2 separate regions of the Homo sapiens genome follow, and region 2 is linked to region 1. A link is an interaction called in ENCODE POLR2A ChIA-PET data of the cell type or tissue named here. Cell type or tissue: A673. All regions are shown on one strand. Links, peaks and the distances in the headings refer to the core of each region. The heading gives the core; the rest is flanking DNA. Region 1 has its middle 13 kb from the start of LINC01003. Region 2 overlaps KMT2C (lysine methyltransferase 2C).

Region 1 (5,386 bases), core at 118-5,117:
ATAATGACGACAGTCCTTGCCTTGATTCAAATGAACATCACTGGAAATCTTGACTAATTAGAACCTAGCAATAGTAGTCAACTGTGAAAGATTATACTAGAAGAAGAAATTCCCCAAAGTACTACAGAACTAATAACGATGATGACAATAACAATGTCTTGACATTGAGCAGAGTGCTGGACATTGTTCTAAATAATTTATATACACTATGTCGTCATATTTTAGTTTCCTCATTGTGCACATGTACCCTAAAACTTAAAGTATAATAATAAAAAAAAGAAACACACACAAATAAATAAATGAACTCTACACAGCAAAAAAAAAAAAATTAAATATTTTAGTTTCCTATTTGCTACCTCATCTTCCTTTACTTTTTTTTCCTTTTCTTTCTTCTTCTTTTTTTTTTTTTTTTTTTGAGACGGAGTCTGACTCTGTTGCCCAGGATGGAGTGCAGTGGCGCAATCTCAGCTCACTGCAACCTCTGCCTCCTGGGGTCAAGTGATTCTTCTGCCTCATCCTCCCTAGGAGCTGGGAATATAGGCACGTGCCACTGGGCCCAGCTAATGTTTGTATTTTAGTAGAGATGGGGTTTCACCATGTTGGCCTGGCTGGTCTTGAACTCCTGGGCTCAGGTGATCCACCTGCCTTGGCCTCCCAAAGTGCTGGGATTACAGGCTTGAGCCACTGTGCCTGGCCTGGTTTTGTTGGGTTTTGATGAGGAAGTAGATGGAGGAGGGGAGGTGGTAGCTGTGTCTAGGTCTGTCTCCATCTATTGGCCCTTAGTGCTCTCGTATTTCTCTCTCTTTTGAGTTTCTCATTTTGCTCCTACCACATTTGCTGCCTCAGTCTTGGCTCATTCTCTCTCTCCTCTGCCCTTGTCAGGGAATATTTCTTACTGACATGAGAAGTCAGATGCCAGTAGAAAAAGACACACCAACCATGACAGAAAAGACCTGAAAGAGGATATGCTTGGGGTACAATTAGAGAAAGGCAGGAAAGAACAAACATTCAGTCACTTTTTAGGACCAGTAAGGGCCAAAGGTTAGCATAATCCCGAAGGTACAGCAAACTACAGCATTCATCTTGTGCCTGGGTTGGAGGGTTCAAGGCAGCTGAAGAAATGGAAGATGAGGCCGGGTGCTATGGCTCACGCCTGTAATGCCAACACTTTGGGAGCCCGAGGCAACTGGTTCACCTGAGGTCACGGGTTCGAGACAAGCGTGGCCAACATGGCGAAACCCCGTCTCTACTAAAAATACAAAAATCAGCCGGGTGTCGTGGTGGACACCTGTAATCCCAGCTACTCAGGAGGCTGAGGCAGGAGGAGTGCTTGTACCCAGGAGGCGGAGGTTGCAGTGAGGGAGATCACGCCACTGCACTCTAGACTGTGCCACAGGGCGAGACTCCATCTCTAAAACAAATAAACAAACAACAAAAAAACCAAAAAACCAACGAAGCCCAATGAGAACAGCAGCATGCTGGAAAAGATTCCAGGTTTGTTCAGATGGGTTGTGTATTATGATGATTGTGAGTAGTCTGAAGAAATAGAACAATTCTGTGAAGTTACATTTAGTTGGGATCTACATGCATTGATAGAGAAATGTTTAAATAAAATGTATATCTTCGGCCGGGCGCGGTGGCTCACGCCTGTAATCCCAGCACTTTGGGAGGCCAAGGAGGGTGGATCACGAGGTCAGAAGTTCGAGACCAGCCTAGCCAACATGGTGAAACCCTGTCTCCACTAAAAATACAAAAAGTTAGCTGGGCATGTTGGCAGGCGTATGTAATCCCAGCTACTCGGGAGGTTGAGGCAGGAGAATCGCTTGAACCTGGGAGGTGAAGGCTGCAGTGAGCTGAGACCGTGCCACTACAATCCAGCCTGGGCAACAGAGCGGGCCTCCGTCTTAAAAAAAAAAAAAAAAAAAGTGTATCTTCATATAACGGAATGCTTATGAGAAGGGTTTAATAAAATGGCCTAATACCATATGTTAGATGAACAGAGAACCATGAAATAAAATTATGTATAAAAACACATTTAGGAGTTAAAAGGTGGTGTTAGTTTTTTTGTTTTTTTTTCTGAGACTGAGTTTCACTCTTGTTGCCCAGGCTGGAGTGCAATGGCGTGATGTTGGCTCATTGCAACCTCCACCTCCCGGGTTCAAGTGAGTCTCCTATCTCAGCCTCCTGAGTAACTGGGATTACAGGCGTGTGCCACCATGCCCAGCTAATTTTTGTATTTTTGGTAGAGATGGGGTTTCACCATGTTGGCCAGGCTGGTCCCAAACTCCTGACCTCAGGTGATCTGCCTGCCTCGGCCTCCCAAAGTGCTGGGATTACAGGCGTGAGCCACCGTGCCCAGCTGGTGTTAGTTTTTTAATTGATTAAAATACATTTAAAAGGATAGAATAAAAGGGCAGATGAAAATATGGCAAAATCATAGCAGTTATGGATTTCCAAAAATTTTTCTAGTGACATGTTGTACATACACAATCAGGGAAGAAACTAAAAATCAAACTGAGCATGTGCTTATTGAGTTTTAGTTCCATAAAAGAAACAAAAAAATTATACTACAGCTACAGATGTTACTGTCTCCAGATTTCAAAAATGTTTTCCAACTATCTCAAGGGAACTGGGCAAGAGAGAACAGATGGCTGAGCATAACCTACTCCCAATGCTAGAGAAGTAAATCAAAGTGCATTTCATACTGATGCTACCTCAGTAATACCGGCTTTGAGCAGAGAGGGATGGTGTGAATTATTTTCCCCCACTGTAACCCTTAAAGCCCGCCCGTCCCCCAGCTTTGTTTGAGGAAGGATAGTCTATGACGGATGGATAGCATCTAAGAAGGGATGTTAGTTTGCTAGGGCTGCGGTAACAAAGTAGCACAGACTGGGTGGTAGCAGAAATGTACTTTCTCTTAGCTCCAGAGGCCTGAAGTCCAATATCAAGGCATTAGCAGGGTTGGCCTCTCCTGAGGGCGTCTCAGCTTGTAGATGGTGTCTTTTTTTGTGTCTTCACATGGTTTTCCTTATGTGTGTGTCTGTGTCCTAATCTCCTCTTGTTATAAGGACACCAGTCATATTGAATCAGGGCCCACACTGATAACTTTTTTTTTTCAGACAGGGTCTGGCTCTATCACCCAGGCTGGAGTGCAGTGGCTCCATCATGGCTCACTGCAGCCTCAACCTCTTGAGCTCAAGCAATCCTCCTGCTTCATTCAGCCTCTCAAATAGCTGGGACTACAGAAGTGTGCCACAATGCCTGGCTAATTAAAAAAAAATTTTTTTTTTGGCCAGGGGCGGTGGCTCATGCCTGTAATCCAGCACTTTGGGAGACTGAGGCAGGCGGATCACCTGAGGTTAGGAGTTCTAGACCAGCCTGATCAACATGGAGAAACCCCGTCTCTACTAAAAATAAATACACAAAATTAGCCGGGTGTGGTGGCACATGCCTGTAATCCCAGCTACTCGGGAGGGTGAGGCAGGAGAATCTCTTGAACCTGGGAGGTGGAGGTTGTGGTGAGCCGACATTGCACCATTGCACTCCAGCCTGGGCAACAAGAGCGAAACTCCATCTCAAAAAAAAAAAATTTTTTTTTTTTTGGCCAGGCATGGTGACTCACACCTATAATCCCAGCACTTTGGGAGTCCGAAGCAGGCGGATCACCCAAGATCAGGAGTTCGAGACCAGCTTGGCCAACATGGCAAAACGCCTTCTCTACTAAAAATACAAAAATTAGCCAGGCATGATGGTGGGCGCTTGTCAACCCAGCTACTCAGGAGAATCCCTTGACCCTGGAAGGCAGAGCTGAGATCGTGCCACTGCACTGCAGCCTGGGCGACAGAGCAAGACTCCATCTCAAAAAAATAAAAAAAAAAAAAAAGAAAAAGACAAGTATAACAACCAAACAAATTCCAAACTGCATTGACTTTTTCTACAGCAAGGAAATTTTGATTTGAACCAAAGAATCCTTCATTTCATTTTGTAGCAGGCTCCAGTCCCTTTTGGGAAAGGTAAGGGTATATATAATGAATAAATAAATAATATCACTGTATTTTGCATTGGCAGAAAAAAAATCTGTATGTGCAAGCAACAATCTTTTCCTTGTTTCAATATTAAATTGCTTACTTGGACTAAAGTAAACCTTTAGAAGTATAAAACTGCTTGGTATTCGTATCAGTTAGCATAAATTCAAAGGAAATCAATCAGCATAACCAAATGACATTGAGTCAATGTTGACTTACTCTTCTACTGGACTTCTTTTTTTTTTTGAGACAGGGTCTTGCTCTGTCACCCAGGCTGGAGTGTAGGAATGATCCCCACTTACTGCAACCTCCACCCCCCAGCTCAAGTGATCTCCCACCTCAACCTCCCAAGTAACTGGGACCACCCCGCCATCATACCCAGCTAATTTTTTTTTTTTTTGAGACAGAGTCTTGCTTTGTCCCCCAGGCTGGAGTGCAGTGGCCCAATCTTGGATCACTGCAACCTCTGCCTCCCGGGTTCAAGCGATTCTTCTGTCTCAGCCTCCCGAGTAGCTGGGATTACAGGCACAGGCTGCCACGCCTGGCTAATTTTTCTTTTTTTTCAGGGGAGGTGGGGGGACAGGGTTTCACTGTTGTTGCCCAGGCAGGAATGCAATGGCGTGATCTCGGCTCACCACAATCTCCGCCTTCCAGGTTCAAGCAATTCTCCTGCCTCAGCCTCCTGAGTAGCGTGGATTATAGGCATGCACCACCACGCCCAGCTAATTTTGTATTTTTAGTAGAGACAGGGGTTTCTCCATGTTGGCAGGCTGGTCTTGAACTCCCAACCTTAGGTGATCCGTCTGCCTTGGCTTCCCAAAGTGCTGGGATTACAGGTGTGAGCCACTGCGCCCGGCCACCTGGCTAATTTTTTGTATTTTAGTAGAAACGGGGTTTCACCATGTTGCCAGGCTGGTCTTGAACTCCTGAGCTCAGGCAATCCACTCACCTAGGCCTCCCAAAGTGCTAGGATTACAGGCGCAAGCCACCACACCCGGCCCTTTTTTTGTATTTTTAGTAGAGATGTAGTCTCATCATGTTGCCCAGGCTGGTTTGAACTCAAGTGATCCACCCTGTCCTCCCAAAGTACTAGGATTACAGGTGTGAGTCACCACTCCCGGCCAAGACTTCTTTTTATTTACATTTCATGGGAATTATATTTTGGAGATGCCTAAGGCACAGAAAACTTAAATGATGCTATAGACTGAATTGTTTTCCCCCACCCATTCATGCGTTTAACCCCTAACCCCCAATATCACTGTATCTGGAGACAGGATCTTTAGGAGGTAATTAAGGTTAAGAGAGGTGCACTGATCCCAGCCCCTCTCTCTGCCACATGAGGACACTTAGAGAAGGTGGCA
Region 2 (5,386 bases), core at 56-5,055, 93 kb before region 1:
CAAAAAGTATTAGAATCATTTATATACTGGGAAAAAATAGCCTCCTCATTTTAATAATCCAGATTGGGAAATCAGATCTAAAACAGATGTTCAATGGACATCCCATTTCTTTTGTAAAAGCAACTTGAGTGGTCAGTCATCAAGTTTTGTTCTGTTTTTAATTCACAATGAAAATCTGACTACTCATTTATTCAACAAATATTTGAGTGCCAGCTATGTGCTAGGCACTGTTCTAAACACGCCAATAACATTTATTTAGTGGGATTGATTCTGTACTCTAGAACAATGGTTCTTAACTGGGGAGAGGGAGTAATTTTTGCTCCCCAAGGGACATCTGGCAATGTCTAAAGACATTTTTGGTTGTCACGGGGGCAGGGAGGGGGGGAGGGGTGCGGGTGTGCTACTATATCTAGCGGGTGGAGGCCAGGAATGCTGCTTAACATCCTACACACAGGAGATACTGCCCATGACAAGGAATTAGCTAGTCCAAAATGTCAACAGTGCCAAAGCTGAATAAATCTGTTCAAGAGCAACACATTTCTATTCCCTCTTCCATAGTAATTGTTAATAAACATTAGTTCCATTTTCTACTATTTCTGTTCTACAATAGAGGCTTTAAAATATCTTAAGAAATATAACACCATTTTAATAATTTGGCAAGTAGAAGTAAAGATACCATGAATCCTGAGATTTCACTTTCAAAAATGTATAAGCTACATTTATTTTACAATATAACTTTTAGGAACAAAGTTGTCTTCTCCTTCTGACACTGACTGTTATCAAAAACTGTGCTAAAAGCTTTGAGTGATGTTTGATTATTCCTTTTATTTTGGGGTCCTTATAGCAGTTAATTACCACATTCTGCCAGTTCTTTCCAAGTGAATGCCTCACATTTCAACGGATCCTTTTCTATTACCAATGTATCATCTGAAATATTTTACTAACTGGTTTTTCTGAAGCTCAATGTCCATGTCTCCTTCCCTCCCAAGCTATCCCTACCCATTAATACTGTATTTTTCACCTGCTCAAAAGTCCATATGGTTGCCCGTAACATACCAAATAAGAACCTAATTCCTAAAGCTTGACATTCAAATCCTTTTTTCAACTAGCTACAATCCACTTTTCCAACTCTTTTTTCCACTGCTCTCCCTCAGGAGTAGCCTTTTTTAGCAAAATGACTTATTCTGAGATACATAAACAACCTTTCCAGATCAGAGACATCAAAAGCCATTCAGGCTTCATTGAGACAAAAGATACGCATTCAACTCAGAATAACAGTAAGAAATCAACTTATAGGGAAACCAGATCTAGCCATGTTCTATAAACATGAGAGATAACCCTGTTGGCTCATGCCACTGTCCTTATTTATAACGGCCCCTATTTGCCTTTCTACTTCTCTGAACTCCTTATCCTTCAAATCTACCATCTTTTCAAAAACCCAAACACAGAGTCACCTCAGTCACCATTACCTGCCCTTCCCCCACCCCACCCAATGCCTGTGGCTTTCAGGTCATTTATTTTGCAATAAACTTGTCATCTCAATTTTACTGGTTCTCTTTTAGATTCAGACAGCTGAGATTATGATAGATTCATTAGTAAGCTGAATGGGGAAGAAAAGGATATTTACATTCCCAGGCCAATTTTCAATGCTTTTTGGAAGATTCTGTTAAATTCACAATTTCCAGAACTGGCAAGGAATAGGTAAATATATACACTCATATATTACTGGTAAGAGTATAAATTGGTATAATTATCCTAAAGTGATATCTGCCAACATTGAAAGTCTTTAAAATCTGTATACTCTTTGGCCTAGGAATTCAACTTGAAAATTTATCATGAGTAAATTATAAAATGTACAAAGGTTTAACTATAAAGACACTCATCTCTGCATTGTTTCTAACTCTCAAAGATTGAGGTGGAGGGGAAAATTCCTTGTCCAATAAAAAAAGACTATTCCATGAATCATTTATTTAAGTAATGTAATACTCTGCAACTACTAAAATCCTATAGTATCATGGTTATTGACATGTAACTCTTTTAATGGCTTTCTTTCCTAAGCTAAGAAAAATACAAACATGATTCCACATAATGTATTTCAAATATTTGTATACATTTTTCTACTTTTCTATATTTTCCACACATCTATATATAATTTGTGTGTGTGTGTGTGTATGCATGCATGTAAATAAAATATACCTCTAAGTCTTGTAACCTTAAGATGGTGGGGCAAAATATTTTTATTTTCTGTTGTTGATTATTTAAAATTTAGCTACATTAAATTTTTTCTGATTTAGTAAACATACATAAGGCCTATTTATAGTTGAATGGCAGTCTTACAAAACCTAAGCAACCTTAGTTTACATTATCTGTGGGAAAAGCATTTTTAGTAGAATGCTTGCACATCTTCCTACATTCCTGTAATCAAACAGTATTTATCATCAACTATGTTGGTGACTCTCACTTTGACATAGGCTGAACCAGAAATCCTAGGAAAAACTGATGATAGAAAGCTAAGGGGAAGGACAGGAAGCCGGGAAACCCTGGGAAAGGAGGGATTATATTACACATGTTATGGGAACTAGTTTGTATATGCGGGGCACAGAGCATACACTTAGATAAGAAGGGGGTCATAAAACCAGAAAGGCAATAAATAGAATGTTATGAGCATGAACTCTAGATGCAGACTGTTTAGGTTCAATCCCACCTCTGCTTCTTACTACATTTATTACCTTAAGCAAGTCACTTAACTTCTCCCTGCCGTTTCTGCCCCATCTGTATAATGGGGATAACAGACCCTACCTTAGAGGGTTGTCACACTAATGAATTCTGAGAATAGTGCCTGGTACTACAGTTAAGTGCTCATTAGTTGTCCACACTCATCATCGTCATTACTCCTATTACTATGACGTGAAGAGTTGTGCTGCTAGGACAGGAGCAGCAACTTTTCAACACCAATCACTTTTTTAGATGGCCTCCTTTCTAGCCTTGTTAGTTGCCCAAATTCTGAAAAAAAAAACAAGAACTAAGACTCTAGAAGGAGATCCGAGAGGCAGACATGTGTGTCTGTGTGTGTGTGCGTGTGTGTAGGCGCGTGTGCATGTAGATGAAGGAGGAATCAGGAGTAATGCCAAGAATGAGAAATCTGTATAAGCAGTTCAGAAAAGGGGCATCATGAGTCACTCTCCTCAGTGCTGCCCCAAGAGTTCCACAGTTTGTTCCTTACATCATTCACTTGGATAAAACCTTTCAATGTCTCTCCATGGCCTTCAGAGTTAAATCAAAACTATTCCTTGGAATGACTTAAAACCCATACTACCTCTAAAGCCTCATCTCTTGACTCTCTCGCACCAAGCTCACTGAGCTTCCAGCCCTACTGAATTTCTTCAGTAACAAACTCTCACATCTCAGAGCCTTTGCACATGCTGCTCCCTCTGCCTGAAAAGTAACCTCTACCTCCTCCAATAGCAAACTGCTACTCAACCTTCAAAATGCAGCTCAAGGATAACTCCAGAGCTCTTTCCTGATTTCAAGCTAAATGCCTCTGCTATATTATCCCCCATGTGCATAACACCACCACCACCACCACCACCACCACCACCACCACCACCACCACCACCACCACCACCACCACCACGCTGCACTGATCCACCACTAGCCGATGACTCCTTTAGAGATCTTGTCTTTGGGTATTTCCAGATACTGTCCTATACAGTAACAGATACATTAAAAATAATAATTTTAAAAATTTATTAATCACAGCTGGAAAATACAGTGAACCTACTGATTACACTGGAAACTGGTAAAGAAAGGTAAACAAGCAAACATTTATTCTGCCTTTCCCATATGAACAGTTACACTGGGCAACCAAGTAAGAGGTGATGGAAACTTTTCTTTTTATAAAACAGTATTCCAGATAATAAAATGAAGGAGTAACACAACTAGAACATTATCATTTTACAACTCTTAATGAATCAACAGATCTAGGCATTAGTCACCAACAGTTGCTAATGTCACAAAAAGAGACAACCATATTTTGTGCCTCCTGATGAAAGAATGCACCACAATATAAGAAGCAGTCTTATAAAATAAGACTGAACCTGACTCTGACCAAGCCTCTGGTTCTAACTACTCATTTGGAAATACAGAAAATAGAGAAACATCGGGGATAAACCTGGTATTGAATCTCAGGAATCAGCAAAATCCTGACTACAGGAACTCTACAGGGCAAATAACCCATTTCTTTAACAAATAAATTGTGAGAATAAAAAGGAAGGTGGTATCCTACAGATTAAGACACTTAATCGCAATAAGTAAGCCTTATTCAAATACTTTTAAAAATTGAGACGTGTTGGCCGGGCGCGGTGGCTCACGCCTGTAATCCCAGCACTTTGGGAGGCCGAGGCGGGCGGATCACGAGGTCAGGAGATCGAGACCATCCCGGCTAAAACGGTGAAACCCCGTCTCTACTAAAAATACAAAAAATTAGCCGGGCGTAGTGGCGGGCGCCTGTAGTCCCAGCTCCTTGGGAGGCTGAGGCAGGAGAATGGCGTGAACCCGGGAGGCGGAGCTTGCAGTGAGCCGAGATCCCGCCACTGCACTCCAGCCTGGGCGACAGAGCGAGACTCCGTCTCAAAAAAAAAAAAAAAAAAAAAAAAAAAAAAAAAAAAAATTGAGACGTGTTTACCTGAACATAGAATATGATGATATTATGGATTTAACTGTCAATTTTTTTTTAAGTATGATGGTGGTATTAGGTTTTTCTTAAGCCTTCACTTTTTAGAACTACATTCTCTAATATTTATAAACGATATCACATTATGCCTGAGGCCAGGTGCAGTGGCTCATGCCTGTAATCCCAGCACTTTGGGAGGCTGAGGCGGGTGAATCACCTGAGGTCAGGAGTTCAAGACCAGCCTGGCAAACACAGTGAAACCCCGACTCTACTAAAAATACAAAAATTAGCCTGGCGTGGTAGCACTCACCTATAATACCAGCTACTTGGGAGGCTGAGGCAGGAGAAGTGCTTGAACCTGAGAGGCGAGGTTGCAGTGAGCTGAGATCATACCACTGCACTCCAGCCCGAGTGACAGAATGAGACTCCGTCAAAAAAAAAAAATTAATAAAAATAAAAATAAATAAAAGCACAGACCCTACAGAAAAGACTGCCTGGGTTCAAATCCTGTGTCCATGACTCACTCTGAGCCTTAGCTTCCTCAGCTGTTAAAAAAGAAAAAAAAAAAAAAAGGGACAATAGTAGTCTTTACTTCAGAGGACTTTTGTAAGAATTAAGTGAGTTAAGATGGTTATAACATATAGTTCTCCCAAAACAGTGCTTCATAGAAGTTTTCATTATCATCCCCCTTCCCACTTTACAGAAAGAAACACG

Evidence for each region. Peaks named below come from ENCODE experiments on the same cell type or tissue, not always from the same donor. Only the 100,000 strongest peaks of a DNase experiment are listed, where the experiment ranks them.
Region 2: POLR2A ChIA-PET joins it to region 1 with 6 read pairs; 4 of 35 experiments call an interaction of 5 or more read pairs at or near these places.

What each region holds. Positions count from the first base shown.
Region 1 is chr7:152,474,133-152,479,518 of GRCh38, forward strand. No RefSeq gene overlaps it. Among named protein-coding and RNA genes, the nearest start is that of LINC01003, 13 kb to the left of the region's middle. In A673, for the core only: no CTCF peak of the experiment used is centred there; no DNase peak of the experiment used is centred there.
Region 2 is chr7:152,380,981-152,386,366 of GRCh38, forward strand. All of the region lies in intron 1 of KMT2C (lysine methyltransferase 2C), which reads right to left. Among named protein-coding and RNA genes, the nearest start is that of KMT2C, 52 kb to the right of the region's middle. In A673, for the core only: no CTCF peak of the experiment used is centred there; a DNase peak (open chromatin) is centred at 3,131.